3 separate regions of the Homo sapiens genome follow, and all the other regions are linked to region 3. Evidence: read pairs that join two places in POLR2A ChIA-PET (ENCODE). Cell type or tissue: GM12878. All regions are shown on one strand. Links, peaks and the distances in the headings refer to the core of each region. The heading gives the core; the rest is flanking DNA.

Region 1 (5,453 bases), core at 98-5,097, 620 kb before region 3:
CTCCTGACCTCAGGTGATCCACCCACCTTGGCCTCCCAAAGTGCTGGAATTACAGGCGTGAGCCACCGTGCCTGGCCTTTAGGTTTTATCTTACGTAATTTGCAATATATCTACACGAGGTTTTTTAAATTGTTTTAATTTTTTTGAGACGGAGTCGTGCTCTGTCGCTCAGGATGAAGTGCAGTGGCATGATCTTGGCTATTTGCAACCTCCATCTCCCAGGTTCAAGCGATTCTTCTGCCTCAGCCTTCCAAGTAGCTGGGATTACAGGCTATAGGCACACACCAGCATGCCCCGCTACATTTTGATTTTTCTGGTTTTTGGGTTTTTTTGTATTTTTAGTAGAGACAGGGTTTCACCACGTTGGCCAGGCTAGTCTCAAACTCCTGACCTCAAGTGATCTGCCCACGTTGGCCTCCCAAAGTACTGGGATTATAGACATGAGCCACTGCACCTGGCCTGTTTATTTATTTATTTGTTTGTTTGTTGTTGTTGTTGTTGTTTTGAGACGGAGTCTCACTCTGTCGCCCAGGCTGGAGTGCAGTGGCGCGATCTCGGCTCACTAAAACCTCTGCCTCCGGGTTCATGCCATTCTCCTGCCTCAGCCTCCCAAGTAGCTGAGACTACAGGCGCCCGCCACCATGCCCGGCTAATTTTTTGTACTTTTAGTAGAGACAAGGTTTCACCATGTTAGCCAGGATGGTCTCGATCTCCTGACCCCATGATCCGCCCGCCTCGGCCTCCCAAAGTGCTGGGATTACAGGGGTGAGCCACCGCGCCCAGCTATCTATTTTTTTTGAGATGGAGTCTTGCTCTGTCACCCAGGCTGGAGTGCAGTGGTGCGATCTCGGCTCACTGCAACCTCTGCCTCCTGGGTTCTCGCCATTCTCCTGCCTCAGCCTCCTGAGTAGCTGGGACTACAGGCGCCTGCCACCTGGCCCAGCTAATTTTTTTGTATTTTTTTAGTAGTGACGGGATCTCACCATGTTAGCCAGGATGGTCTCGATCTCCTGACCTCATGTTCCACCCGCCTCGGCCTCCCAAAGTGCTGGGATTACAGGCATGAGCCACCGCACCCGGCCTGGCCTTTTTTTTTAAATGTACCTTTCTTGGAACTTAATGAGCTCTTTGATTCTGAGATCTCACATCTTTCTTCAGTTCTGAAAAATTCACCGTCTTTGTTTTCTCATCCCTGTATTCTCACTAGTCTTTTTTTCTAAAACTGCTATGAAACATTATGCCAAAGCTTCTCAGTCTATCCTCCATCTGTCTTAGCTTCTTTTTTATATTTCTTTTATCACTGTGGTGCATTCTGGGTGATTCCTCAGTTGTTTTCCAGACCTGCTAAATTTTTATGTCATCTGCCTCCAGTCTAGGGCTTATACCATACATAGAGTATATTTCAATAATTGTATTTTTACATTTCCAGCATGTATAATTTGTAAAATCTTATTTGCTTCTTTTCAGTCAGTTTCTCATTGCAAGACTGAATATCTTTAGCTCTTTGGTGATTGCACATATATATTTTTTAAAGTATTTTTTTAGATTGCTTGCATGTCATCCTGTTTTTGTTTGCAACTTACATTTTTCCTGCCTGTGTACCTCTCAGAGTCTGGTTCTGGTCCCTTGACGTTCCTAGGTTACACTTGGTTACCTGTCCCACGTGGACTTTGAAGTCCCAGCACCTACCATCCTGAACTAGTCTCTACTTCTCTCAAGCTGTATAGCCTCAGCCTCTGCTAATGGCTGTATTATTCTCTCCATTCTTTGTCAAAGAAGATTTCCTTTATTTTGAGTTTGACAGTTTTTGCTTTCTTTTTTTTTTTTTTTTTTTTTTTTTTGAGATGGAGTCTTGCTCTGTTGCCCAGGCTGGAGTGCAATGGCAAGATCTCAGCTCACTGCAACCTCTGCCTCCTGGGTTCAAGTGATTCTCGTGCCTCAGCCTCCCAAGTAGCTGGGATTACAGGCGCCCACCACCACACCCGGCTAATTTTTGTATTTTTTAGTAGAGATGGGGTTTCGCCATGGTGGTCTGGCTGGTCTGGAACTCCTGACCTCAGGTGATCTGCCTGCCTCGGCCTCCCAAAGTGCTGGGCTGTGCCCGGCCTGTTTTTACATTTTTAGTATTTATTTAGCAATCTCTGGCATTAGGAGTTGAGAGGGCAGAATTATAGGTGTGCTTGCGCCTCTAGTTGGAATGCAAGTCTCTAGGTATGTTAGTCTGTGCTGTTATGACAAAAATACCTGAGACTGGGTAATTTATAAAGAACAGAAATTCGTTTTCTCACAGTTCTAGAAGCAGGAAGTCCAAGATGAAGGTGCTGGCAGGTTCGGTGTCTAGCGAGGGCTGCTTTTTGCTTCCAAGGTGGTCACTGCATCCTCACACAGTAAAAAAGGCAGGCTGTGTGAAGCCTCTTTCATTAGGGCCTTAATCCTATTCACGAGGGAGAAGCTCTCATGACCTAATCACCTTCTAAAGGCCCCACCTCTTAATATGCTGCATTGGAGGTTAAGTTTCAGTATGAATTTGAGAGGGACACAAATATTCAAACTTGCGGGAGGCATGCTGACTGGGAAACCCCAGTCCTTCCTACTCCACTGAGGGGCCTTCTCTAGGTCTCCACACTCAATGCTGTGTCTCAAATCTTCAACTCTGTCACATTCAGAATGACAGAGTCCGCATCTCCAACCCCACTTTGGTTTCCTGTGCCCAGACTACCTAACTACATGGATTTTTAGTTCAGGTTTATTCTCAACTAGGGAGGTCCAAAGTCAGGAGCCAGAATGTCAGGAGTCAGGAGCCAACTGCAGACCCAGCTGGTCCTGGGTACTGTTACCATCTGAATTGATTTCTCACTGACCCTAAGTAAAATTGAGGGTTGTTGCGAAGGATCTGGTCTCTGTCTTATCTCTTCTCACTATGAGAATGAGAATGAGAATGAGCCCTTGAAGTGTTTGTCCTTCACACACTTTTTTGTTAGGGAAGAACAAAGATTTTGTTCAGAGATCTCTATTGTGGATGGTAAGCCTCATTCCCACCATCCTAGACTGATTTTCCCCCTCCGTGAGTGCACAGATGCCCCAGTGACAGAGCAAGGTAAGCAAGTCAGGTTCAGGTCAAATTAAAGATGCTGCTCTCTCTGCACAAGTGGTCGAGGTTTTATGTTTTACCTACCCTGAGGCAAGCCATATGAGGACACTGTCTGGGCTGGCTCGCCCTGCATGGGAGGACCAGCTCTTAAGTGGTTCAACTGGAGCCTTTCTCTCTGTGGTTCCAACTGGCCATACAGCCCTTCCTTCTTCATGAAAGCTGGATGGTTCCAAGTAAATGTAGGAATAGAATCCGATCCGTCTCCAGTGGTTGAAATGGCTTCTGTCATGTCCTGGTTCATTTTGATGGTAACCCTCAGAACTGTGAGGCTGGCCGGGCGCAGTGGCTCACGCCTGTAATCCCAGCACTTTGGGAGGCCGAGACAGGCGGATCACTTGAGGTCAGGAGTTCAAGACCAGTCTGGCCAACATGGTGAAAACCTGTCTCTACTAAAAATACAAAAATTAGCCAGGCATGGTGGTGCACGCCTATAGTCCCAGCTACTTGGGAGGCTGAGGCATGAGAATTGCTTGAACCCAGGAGGCGGAGGTTGCAGTGAGCCGAGATTGTGCCACTGCACTCTATCCTGGGCAACAAGGCAAGACTCTGTCTCAAAAAAAAAAAAAACAAACAAACAAACCGTGAGGCCTCAGTACCACAGCTCTGTGGTAAAGGGTTGCTGCTTGCTTTAAAAGTTGGGCCATTTCCAAATTATGCATGCACAAGAATCACCTGGGAGCTTGTTAAAAATGCAAATTATTTGGCCTCTACTCCCAGAAACCAGTTCAAAGGTTGTACCCAGGAATCTGCCTTTATCCCCCTGTGCACTGAAGTCAGCTTTTGTTTCTTGCTCCTATCTCCTATGACACAGCAGTCTCAGGGCAGCTGTGGCTCTGCCCTACGCATCTGCACTGCAGCCTCCAGGCTGAAGAAGCCCTAGTCAGAACAGAAACCTGTACTTTCAATGGCAGTTCTGGTGATTCTGAATCACACCTTGAGCCATGCTGCCTTAAGTCATTTTATGTTTTTTTTTTTTGTTTTTTTGTTTTTGAGACAGAGTCTCGCTCTGTCACCCAGGCTGGAGTACAATGGCGCAATCTTGGCTCACAGCAACCTCTGCCTCCTAGGTTCAAGTGATTCTCCTGCCTCAGCCTACCGAGTAGCTGGGATTACAGGCACACACCACCACGCCCGGCTCATTTTTGTATTTTTTTGGTAGAGATGGGGTTTCGCCATGTTGTCCAGGCTGGTCTCCAACTCCTGAGCTCAGGTGGTCCACCCACCTTGGCCTCCCAAGGTGCTGGGATTACAGTCATGAGCCACCGTGCCCGGACTGCCTTAAGTCATTTTAAAGGCTTAAGTAAATAGAATTCAGCATTCGTTTCTGTCAGACAAATAATTTCATTGCACATCTAAGACTTCCAAAGATAATATCCTTTATTCTGCTCATTTTCTAGGCGTTCACAGATTCCCCTCCTATTGTTTGATTACAAATTCTACTAGCAAATGACACCTGCCACAGTGGAACTGCTTAGCATCCTTTACTAGTAGGATTATAGCTCACATTTGTGGAGCTCTCGTATATACCAGGCACCATGCTAAGCAGTTCACATTGATAATCCTATTTCTTCTGCTATGATATAAATGGGGTTCCACTGTGTGGCCTAATACGGGCAGCAACAACTCTGATGACCTGGAAGAACTCAGCCCTCTCACTCTTGTCTTTAGGTGGCAGCTTGGCAGGCCCCAGTGACTTTCTCTAAGGACCCTGAAGCAAGCTTTTCTCCTAAAGTAATTGTACTCGTTGATTTTTTTATGTGCTGCAAATATTTTCTTCCATATCTGTCATTTGTGTTTTAACCTTGATGTTTTCCATCACACAGAGACTTTCGATATTTTTTGGTTGCGAAATCTGCTTATCTTTTCCCTTATTATATCTTTTAAGTCTCATGTTAAAGTTTAGAAAAGACCGTCCCACACCAGAGGTATAAAAATTTTTGAGTAATTTTGTGGTATATCTTCCCTCTGGAACTAATTTGTATGGACACTGTGAGGTAGAGATCTAACTTAGTGGTTTTTTTTTTGGCTGTGTCACCCAGGCTGGAGTGCAGTGGCATGGTGGCATGATCTAAGCTCACTGCAACCTCCGCCTCCCAGGTTGATGTGATTCTCCTGCCTCAGCCTCCTAAGTAACTGGGATTACAGGCGCGCGCCACCATTCCTGGCTAGTTTTTGTATTTTTAGTAGACACAGGGTTTCGCCATCTTGGCCAGGCTGGTCTCGAACTCCTGACCTCAAGTGATCCACCCACCTTGGCCTCCCAAAGTGCCGGGATTACAGGCGTGAGCCATCGCACCCAGCT
Region 2 (5,453 bases), core at 255-5,254, 170 kb before region 3:
CATGCACATATACACACTCTCTCTCATGGCCTGGAACTAAATGAAATATCCCTTTGTTCAATACAGGAAAACAATGAGAACAGAACTGAAAACTACTGCCAGTAGTTAATGAAAGAGCAGATTCAGAAGGTAAAAATGACACACTTAAAGTCTGTTATTAAGTATTTCAGGGCATCTTTTGTTCACATATCATGGTAGCAAATAAGGCTGCTGTCACCCACATGCACTTTGTACTTTCATGTAGATGGGCTTTCCTTATAAAAAGCTAACAAACATAGCTAAATTCCTTAACATGACCCAATCAGCATAGAGTAACCCCACCTCCCAACATTCTCATGCTGCAGACTTCAAAGGCCAAGTTCATGCCTCTGAAATTAAATTCACTTAACACACATCTCTTCCACAGAAGAATTCAGGGGCAGTCACAGCATTTCCCCTAGAGTTTCATTCAGAAGAAATAAAATTAATTCACCTGAACAGAAAGTCTAGAATCGAGGCCTCACTGTAGGAAAGCACAGAACTAGGAGAGAGAAGAAAAAAGCATTCAGATTAAAAAAAAAAAGAAAAGAGAAGAGCATAGCTGAGTAAGAAAGAGTTATCAGCAACAGCCTTAGCAGAAACAACTGTGCCTGCTACTATTCGCCAGGTCACCAGCAGAGGGAACAATACTACAGCGAAAAGATAGGACTCAAAGAAACTCATCTGAAAACAGGAAAAATCCATCTTTCTACTTGTTTGATGTTTGTGTGCCAAACTATAGGAAGTGTTTCATCCTAAGAGAGGTACCATTTACCAATTACAATTGCTTTCAAAAGCTCACAATCAATGGTAAGCTACTGCCAGAACCTACACTTAGGCAGTTAGTAATGATCTATGGTCAGCCCTGGTTTTATTGCTTTGTCCTCAAAGGGCAGGAGTCTGCCGGCTATGAGATTCTTACCTTCAGCAGCTCATCCTCACCAGCATCAGGGAACTTCTCATGCAACGAGTCCTTCAGCACTTTGGCAATGAAGCGCATCCCATAACTGCGGGATGGACAAAACTTAGTGAGAAGGGCCAAGGAGCAGAAAGGCACTTAGTGCTGGGTTCTACTGGGGGTCATGACAACTGATGGCACTCACGGGATTTTGTCCACAGAGCTGACAATGGCTGAGAGAAACTTGTCTGTCACAGCCCGCATGTTCCTGATGGAGCTGTCTAGCCGTGTCTTCACTTCTTCATGAGCTAGCGCCTGCTCAGGGGTCACATCATAGGGCAGTTTGCTGGGAAGACAGAAATTATACCCAACTATGTTAGACTAACAGCCAGGAACAGCCTGAAGCAAGTGTCTTATCTTTCATAAACTATAAGACCCAGAAATATTAGATAGCTTAAGCTCATCCTCACGGGGCTGGTAAGTGATAAGTCTAGAATCTGAACGCAGGTTTTTAACTGTGAATCAGGTGCCTGAATTGTGTGCCAGGCACAATAACAGGCACTTGGGAATAAAAGTTATACAAGACATGACACCTTCTCTTCAGTCTTTTACAGTCTGGTGGGAGCGACACACAAACAGATGATTATAAACCTATTGTGCTGTAAATCAGTTCACCAAAAGTGCCACAGGACCATAGGGAAAGGGCTTCAACTCAGAATGGAAAAAGCAAGGAAAGCTTCCAAAACGAAGGGATGCTTGAACTCAGGAAAAAAGGAGAGGAAGAGTCTTCTAGGAAGGAAGGGGAGACAGGAGAAATGACAGTGGAAAAGCAGACAGGGAGCAGGCCATGACAGACCCCGTATATGATACTGACAAATCTGGACTTTGTTAGAAACCAGAAGGAGGTCTTCAAGGATAGGAGTGCTATGCCAGGCACAGCAGCACATGCTAGCATTCCCAGCTACTAGGAAGGCTGAGGTGGGAGGACTGCTTGAGCAAGACCTTGTCTTAAAAAAAAAAAAAAAAAAAAAAAAAAGAGGCAGAGAGAGCTTTGGTACACACAGAAGGGGAAGAGAAGGCAATGTGACCACAAAGGCAGAGGCTGGAACCACACAGCCACAAGTTGAGGGATGTCAACAGTCACCACAAGCTCTAAGAGTCAAGAAACAGAGTTTCCACTAGAGCCTCTGCAGGGAGCGTGGCTCTTCCAGCACCTCGACTTCATGATAATGGTTTCAAATTTCTGGCCTCCACAATTGTGAGACCATGACTTTCGGTTGTTTTAAGCCACCCAATTTGAGGTGATTTGTTATGGCAGCCTTAGAAAATACAAGTAGAGGCCGGGTGTGGTGGCTCACGCCTGTCATCCTAGCACTTTGGGAGGCCGAGGCGGGTGGATCACCTGAGGTCAGGAGTTTGAGACCAGCCTGGCCAACATGGAGAAACCCCATCTTTACTATAAATACAAAAATTAGCCAGGCGTGTGGCGCATGCCTGTAATCCCAGCTATTCGGGAGGCTGAGGCAGCAGAATCGCTTGAACCAGGGAGGCAGAGGTTGCAGTGAGCTGAGATTACACCATTGCACTCCAGCCTGACCAACAGAACGAGACTCTGTCTCAACCACAACAACAAAAAGAAAAATACAAGTAGATAGGGATACCCCTCTTCATTTGTCATAGCATGGCTAAATTAAAATTGGTAGACTATGAACACAAAAATTCTGCAAAAATCAACAGAAACATTCTATGAGAAATAAATAAATACATGGAACTTAACAATAAAGAATATTGTATATTTTATTATTTATATGAGTTTTAAAAGTAGTAACCAGCAAGGGAATCAATATGCTAAAAAACGTTGGTGATAGAACAGAACATTAACTTTGAGATTTTAGGAAAGAACATTCCCAAGAGGTGACAAGATTCCAGTTTGCTACGTGTATGGTGGCTGAAGTAAAAGAAGAAAGCTAAGGGACCTGTGATGCTTACCTGCAGGACAGATCCCCACCACACCACCATCCCTCACAGTCACTGGTATCTTAAAAAGAGTTCAAATCAATTTCCTTTTTTTTTTTTTTTTTTTTTAAGATATGGGGTCTACATTGCCCAGGCAGTGCTCAAACTCCTGGGCTCAAGCGATCTTCCTGTCTTGGCCTCCTGAGCAACTGGGACTACTGGTGCATGCCACCATGCCTGGCTCAATTTCCATTTTATGAAAGGCAAAATAAGACACCAGTTTCTTATAGGTACCCACAAGAAAACCAATCCTGAAATGTCCAGCGGGCTTTGGATCTGAAAATGACTGACTCATGGACCATCAGAGGAAATAACTGAGAAGCCCGGAGCCAGTGTACATGGGGCTATCGGCAAGGAATGCCCTGGGTTGCAGGCAAAACTTCCCAGACAAGTATTGCACTTGGCTGACCACATTCCTGGATGTGGGCCTCAGGTATGCAGGCAAAAAAATTAAAAAGACTTTTGCAATGATCTGAGTCCTGATAACAGACCTACATGGTACTGAGAACCAATCAGATGCCAAATGATTCCTAATAAGGAAACGCCCCTTCTTTCTTTTTTTGTCAACCAGGATGGAGTGCAGTGGCGCCATCAAGGCACACTGCAGCCTCAACCTCCCATGCTCAACCTATCCTCCTGCCTCAGCCTCTGGAATAGCTGGAACTACAGGTGTGCACAACCACACCCAGCTAATTTTTTTTTTTTTTTTTTTTAAGTAGGGACAAGGTATCCCTATGTTACCCAGGCTGGTCTCAAACTCCTGAGCTCAAGCAATCCTCCCACCTCAGCCTCCCAAAGAGCTGGGATTACAGTCGTGAGCTACCATGGCTGGTGAGATAAGCCCTTTCAAGGAGTCAGCAGAATGTTCCGTTCTCCACCCAGCGTAAAACTCCCTGTTTGCCTGGCATCCGGGTACATGGAAAGTAGAATGAAGAATAGTGTTATTCAAAGTGTGGACCAGTGCCAGTCTACAAACTGATCAAAGACAAGATAAAGACAATGAGTCAGAATGTAAATCAATACATTACTTCCTTCATTAAGAAAATCTTGCTATGAAAAAAAAAGTATCAGTTAAACTAAACAGTGTGCACAGATGATTTTCCATTACTGGTGTGCAAACCACACTTTGAATAGCAATGGTGTGGACAGCTGCTACTCCACCTATGCCCAGAGAGCTTCATGCATGATCTAACTCTACTCCACAACAAGAAAAAACCACAACAGACCATGCTGCTCACACCTCCATCTCCCACCCCTCTGGGTCCTCACCCAAGACAAATAAAACCAGAAACGTTTTGGCATTCTGAACTCCCTTTTCCCAGCATTACCAATATTTGATTGGCACACTTTTGCTTTAGATAAATGAATGTTGGTGGTTACGCTATGGCCCTAGCTCAGCTATCTCCTGTAATACGTTAATTTAATTAGCCCAACTCACGATATTTCAGGGAAGCTCACTCCACACCGTTTTCTTTTTCCTTTAATGAAACACAGTGATCTCACCCAATCTATATGAACCTTCTCATTCAACTGTATCCCTAGTTATGCCAGGGTCCATTTAAGTCCTACACCCTCCAGCTTAGAGTGTTCAGACATAAACACTCTGCACCTAGCTCTTAGTAAGGCTGGGTTCATCTTAGCTTTAGGGCCTCAGCTAAATGAAATTTTATCTTCCGGGATAGGCTTTCCCTAACCACCTTATGTTAGCTCCCTCTTATAAAGTCTCCATTAAAGAACCGTACATAAAACTTCATAAAACTTTCTTCAATGTTTAATTATGCTTTTATTTTTATGTACCTGGTTGGTGTCTCTTCCACCCAATGAACTATGAAGAGAGGGCAGGAAGCATGTCTGTTTCACTCATTATTGCATTACTGTACACATCTCTAACACAATGCCTGGCACATAGTTAATACTCAATAAATATTTGCTAAATAAGTGAATTTATTACTAGGTCAACAACTTAGAAAGCACAGTTTTCTAAAGAAAAACTATTTGAGGCTGGGTGTGGTGGCTCACAGCTGTAATCACAGCACTTTGGGAGGCCGAGGCAGATGGATTGCCTGAGGTCAGGAGTTCGAGACCAGTCTGGCCAACATGGTGAAACCCAGTCTTACTAAAAATACAAAAATCAGACAGGTGTGGTAGCGTGCAACTGTAATCCCAGCTACTCGGGAGGCTGGGGCATGAGAATTGCTTAGACCTGGGAGGTGGAGGCTGCAGTGAGCTGAGATTATGCCACTGTACTCCAGCCTGGACGACAAGAGTGAAACTCTGTCTAAAAAAAGAAAAGAAAAGAAAAACTATTTGAACTAATATTAGTTTATAAATAAAGAGAGGGGAAAAAAGAGGGAAAGACTATAACAACATGAAAGAAAAGTGTCATTATGGTTAACATACCTTGCCTCTCCTGTCTGAGACTCCATCTGATTAACCCAAGATTTGTAAATATCCACAGGGTCAGTTTTGATGTTGAGAGATTTGTCATCCATAATTTCCTTCACGACTGGGGCCAAGATCT
Region 3 (5,453 bases), core at 275-5,274:
CCGGGCTTGAGCCCTTAGTAGGTTTTGAAATCAATTTAGTGAATCTTAGCCCGTATTAAAAAAATAGACTTTTGAATTAGTCTACATTTTAAGAGTAAGTAGTGTTTTATAAGGCTTCTGTTTCAGTCCTGTAGGTGTATGTGTGTGTATGTGCGTGCATGTGCACGTGTGTGCGTTGGGTGTACACTTCTTGCTGTGGTTATTTATCAGAAAGGCTTAAAGGCCCTGCTGTTGCGAGCATTCATGAATGCCTCTGAGGAGTTAATGAAAAGGTAGCTGGGAATGTTCCCTGATCTTGTGCACCCACAGGGACCACGAATGCCTGCACGTGCGGGATTTATAATCAGGGCCAGTGCTTCACAGGGCTAGAATTAGATATTGAGTCAAATCATGAATGCATGCCACTTTAAAGCAGATGACACCTGGGTATAATTTGGAAGATGAACAGTCAGCTAGGGAGTTGGGCTAGATAGAGCCATTCAGACCAAGTAATTGCAAGAGTGATAAGAGAGTAGGGAATGGCAGGCCCTTAGAACTACTGTGGCCTAACTGCTACCTCACTGTCTTTAGGTACATTGGGAAATAATTTCTCCTACTTCTTATGGACAGTAATTATTTATTACTCCTTTTAAGAATAATTTGAGACACACACATATATATATATTGTTTATATATGTGTGTAAATACATATATGTGTAAATATATATATTTATCTTATGTATCTTAAAAGGAGTAATAATGATAAATAATTATATGTATTTAATTATAAATAATTATCTATAATTAAATAAGTAAATATAATTATAAATAATTGCAATAAATATAATAAACACAATTATATAATATTAATATATTAATAATACTAATAATATATAAGTATATATAATAATTATAATCAATAAATATAATAAATAATAATTATTATTCCTTTTAAAATAGATAAATATATGTATAGATATACATATATAGATATACATCTATATATATATACTTATCTCCAAAATATTAATAAATAGCAGCAGCAGCAATTCCCATGGTTATTGTCTACTGGCTGTCAGGCACCCTATTAGGGGCTCTCCTGCATTATCTTTCATCTTCTCAAACATCTTACAAGGTTGTTCTTGTGGAAGTTTTACACATCAAAGGACAGCGGGTATTGGTTTTGGGGAGTTAAAGGGAAAGATAAGCGGGTGGTCCAAGCACAAGGCTCGTGGGATTCCATGAACTTGGTGACTTGAACCCTCTGTAGCTCTGCAGGTTCAGACACCCACTTTTGTCAACAAGCTGAGAGCTGGTATCTCGGATACGGGTCATGTCATCCAGTGGAGGTGTGGACAACCAGAATGCCTCCTGATTAACCTATGATGACAATAACTGTGACACAGCCTGGACCACTGGAGCCAACCTGACCAGCCCATGTGAACTCATAACCCAGTTAGAATTTTGCCTGGTGAATGTTGATGTAGAAAGGGGGATGGGAGGTGACTATAAAGGTTTAATGTTATCTAGTAAGAATGGCTTGAAGTGAGGCTTACCAATCTTTACCTTTTACCTACATAGTTTCTTGATGAGAAGGAGACCAGACCCAGGGAACTTTCTGGAGATGAGTGTGGTAGGCTGTGCCCCCCAAGCTCCAGCGCTCAGAGCTAGAGACTTCAACTTGGGGTTGAGCCAAAGTACTGGCCTTTGATACCTCACCTAGACTGAAGAGAGGGCAGGGCCAACGTGACTTGCCTGCCTGGATGCACTGTGAGAAGCTGGAGCAGAAGGAAAGCAAAAGGAAGCCAGCTGAGGAGCTGGGGTGCAAGGGCCCTGAGACTGGGCAGGCCAATCAAAGAAGGCAAAAAAGTGTGCCATGCACAAGCAGTGCCCCAACTCCATAATCAACCCCTTCTGACATGTGAGGCCACATGGGTGATATGCTGTCTTGAGTCAGATTAGCTACTCTTATCCTGGGGAGAGAAGAATGAAAGGAGGGAAAGCGAGAGAGTACGTGTCCATCCAAGTGTTCCCTAAAATGGTCTGCAAGTCAGATGGGGAGAAGTTCCCTCATCTATGAGCCTGAGATGGGAATATGGGAAAAAGAATAACAGCGTCTACAAAAACGGCAGGCACTGCTCTTGGCCAGGATACTGGATATCTTTGACGAAGATGCATTTTTTTCTTCTGAGCTGTTCTTAGATGGACCCTGTCAGCCTGCTCTGGAACCCCAAAAAGGCAGGAGTAGAATTTGTTCATGCCCTTAGCACAGTGCTTAGCAGACTCTCAATATATATACAGAATACATGCATTTACTTCTCTCTCCTTTTTCTTCTTTCATGGAATCAAACTCTACCTTAAATTGACTATTATTCCTTTAGCTGTGTTATTATCCTCAATCAGATTGTTCAACATGTTCAACAAGTCAGAATGTTCAACATGATGACTTTGCACATCTCTGCTCCATACAATATGTATTGATCTTGTTGTTTAGCTCTTGGAGGACCATCTCATTTTCCCTCTTATACCAAGTTCTTTAGAAGTGCATTTCCCTGTAGCTGTCAAGAGCTTACTCTCTCATTCCCATTCCACAGTCATTTATGAGCGGAGCCAACGTTAAGATCCAAGGTCACGGGAAGAAAATGTTATTGGATAGACTGAACAACCCCTGTTAGACGTTAGCGTTTCACAGAACTCATCAGAGAAACCCAAGTTTTCACCAAACACTGCATTGATTTCCGCCTCCCACAGCAATTGGTTATTTTGCCCAAGAGAGGAAACTGTTTCCATTTCACACATGGTAAAGGACACCTCCTGATAATTTCCCTTTGGGGCCAGGAATTTAATCTTACTACTGGGTTAATGCTTTTACTTGGGTGGCTTTTTAACCTCAATAAGTGAGCTGTACTTCCTCCCACCATCACTTTCATAATTGCTGTGAAAAGAGGCCCTCGTGTGGGTTGCTGCAGAGACAGCCTGGGGAAAGCCGGTGAAGTTAAATGCGCTGCTTGAAAGCAGAGACACCCACTTCTAGCCCCTCCAGCCCGAGCAAGCCGTTAGATTTGGACCCTAGCAGGGACAAGGTCAATTTCTCTTTGCTTTTTTTCTTCCATTTCCTGTTCTTCCACTTCTTCTATTGCCTTCTCACAGCTATTCCAGGCTCTCTCCTTCTTTTTCTCTTCTCTTTTCGTGTTTTCAAACAACAGGATAACTTTCAAAGCCTTTCCTTTCTTTTTTCACTCTACCCACAACCCCTTGGCTGTTCAAATGCCTAAGTTCACCCTTCAGCTAAAGAGACAGTGCAACTTTTATAGTCAAGAATGTAGGCCAAGAAGCCAGACTTCCTGGGGCTGAATCCAATTTGCCAGGGAGACTTATGGAATCTCTCAGGTCCTCGGTTTCTGCATCTGTCAAGTGGGAATGATACTAATAGTTCTTATCCCAGAAGATTATTATGTGAGTCAAATCAGTTCATATGTGTAAAGTGCTTAGAAAGGTTACGTAACAGACTTAAGAGCATTTGCTGAGAAACAACCACCACAACAACACATCACAAGTGGGTAAGGATGAACAGAAAGTGCAAACGGCCTTAGAACAGAGATCATATTCCACCCTTTGTCCCTCTGATTGAGGAGAGGGGATTGCCTGCATCTGTATTTCTTCCCCTAGCATATCCATATATTCTAGAACTCTGGATATGTTCTTTGTGTAAGGTGAACTTAGTTCAGAAATATTTTCTCAGCTTTTACTCTCTTTTTACAGAGTAAGACTTGATCTCTTTTGTGAAGAGCTATTTCTGGCTAGCTTCAAACTACCATTTCAATTAGTGGCCATTGTTTATGCCCATGATGTATAAGCTGAACTGCCCCTGCATTCTTTATTATTTTTTTTGAGATGGAGTCTTGCTCTGTCGCCCAGGCTGAAGTGCAGTGGCACGATCTCGGCTCACTGCAGCCTCCGCCTCCTGGGTTCAAGAGATTCTCCTGCCTCAGCCTACCGAGTAGTTGGGATTATAGGCACCCGACACCAGGCCCAGCTAATTTTTTTTGTATTTTTAGTAGAGACGGGGCTTTGCGACGTTGGCCAGGCTGGTCTCAAACTCACGACCTCATGATCCACCAGCCTTGGCCTCCCAAAGTGCTGGGATTATAGGCGTGAGCCATCGCTCCTGGCCTGCCCCTGCATTCTATAATCCAGTCCCAAGGAAGGGGAGAAAAATGCCAGGAGAGCGTGGGGAAGAAAAAAGCAATCATCGCCCACCCACCAGAAAATCTCCCTGCTCTCATATTTACTCTTTAATGACAGAACTGGATTTATGTACACACTTAGCTAATGACATGTTTACATGTCTTGTCTCCTCTTGATCCTAAGGTAGTGTCTATTCCCTGCCTATGTCTTCTTGGTGCTCAGAACAGTGCTACATTTACCTATGGGTAGAAAATACAATTTGCTGACAAACTATAAACCAATAGAAATAGACCATGTATGAGACTAGTATTAAAGGTTTTAAAAATAGTCTGTTTTAAAAATACAGTCTGTCAAATTTATAAGCTTTAAATGACCAAAATTAAAGGAAAGAGTTAAAGAAAATGAGAGTGGTTTCTATTTTTTGAATCACATTTTCTGCTTTCATTGCCATATGCCTATAAAAGGAATTAGATATATAGTGGGTGTGAAGCACTTATGTAAGTTGTGTATATATATATATATGGTAGATTTATGTGTGTGAGGTATGTGTGTGTGTATTATGTGTGTGAATTAAGCTGTCAAGTCAGCACACACAAGGAGAAAATCATGTACAGAAGTGCTTCAGAAAATTGCGTATTATCACTTGAGGCTCCATACTTAGAAGCCCAAACACTAAGATTTAGCTTCTTTTGTTTCTATTTACATTCTCTCTGTCATCTCATTCTCTTTGGACCCCTGGAGGCTAGAGTCTAGTTTGAAAGGGAGGATACATGCAACAGGGTAAAAAATGTTTTCTTTACTTGTTTGTGCACTAAGATTTATGAAAATTAAATTCTTTAAAAATGCAACTTCACAGTGTGTGTGTATGTCTGTGGTGCGTGTGTATATATATACATTTGTTTGTTTGTTTGTTTGTTTTGTTTTGTTTTGGGATGAGTTTGGCTCTGTTGCCCAGGATGGGGTGCCTTGGTATGATCTCGGCTCATTGCAACCTCTGTCTCCGGGGTTCAAGTGATTCTCCCACCTCAGCCTCTGGAGTAGCTGGGATTACAGGGGCAAACCACCATGCCTGGCTAATTTTTGTATTTTTAGTAGAGGCGGGGTTTTGCCGTGTTGGCCAGGCTGGTCTCGAACTCCTGACCTCAAGTGATCTGTCTGCCTCAGCCCCTCAAAGTGCTGGGATTACAGCCGAGAGCCACCATGCCCGGCCCGTCTGTAGTATATTATAATCTATACACTTTGATTTTTATTATTTCACATAACTTTTACAACAAATCTGTAAAACA

What was found. ChIA-PET counts read pairs that join two places held together with the same protein. Peaks named below come from ENCODE experiments on the same cell type or tissue, not always from the same donor. Only the 100,000 strongest peaks of a DNase experiment are listed, where the experiment ranks them.
Region 1: POLR2A ChIA-PET joins it to region 3 with 6 read pairs; 1 of 35 experiments calls an interaction of 5 or more read pairs at or near these places.
Region 2: POLR2A ChIA-PET joins it to region 3 with 7 read pairs; 6 of 35 experiments call an interaction of 5 or more read pairs at or near these places.

Annotation. Positions count from the first base shown.
Region 1 is chr15:90,921,637-90,927,089 of GRCh38, reverse strand. It overlaps MAN2A2 (mannosidase alpha class 2A member 2), which reads right to left. Exons shown (of 23, transcript NM_006122.4): 23 at 4,511-5,453. Among named protein-coding and RNA genes, the nearest start is that of HDDC3, 8.2 kb to the left of the region's middle. In GM12878, for the core only: no CTCF peak of the experiment used is centred there; no DNase peak of the experiment used is centred there; H3K4me3 peaks cover 492 bases; H3K27ac peaks cover 2,384 bases.
Region 2 is chr15:90,477,769-90,483,221 of GRCh38, reverse strand. IQGAP1 (IQ motif containing GTPase activating protein 1) reads right to left here. Exons shown (of 38, transcript NM_003870.4): 26 at 5,333-5,453; 27 at 1,122-1,262; 28 at 941-1,025. Among named protein-coding and RNA genes, the nearest start is that of CRTC3, 49 kb to the left of the region's middle. In GM12878, for the core only: a CTCF peak has its summit at 650 (motif pointing right); no DNase peak of the experiment used is centred there.
Region 3 is chr15:90,304,171-90,309,623 of GRCh38, reverse strand. No RefSeq gene overlaps it. Among named protein-coding and RNA genes, the nearest start is that of NGRN, 41 kb to the right of the region's middle. RefSeq lists an enhancer at 3,030-3,079. In GM12878, for the core only: a CTCF peak has its summit at 2,935; a DNase peak (open chromatin) is centred at 2,903; H3K4me3 peaks cover 373 bases; H3K27ac peaks cover 1,243 bases.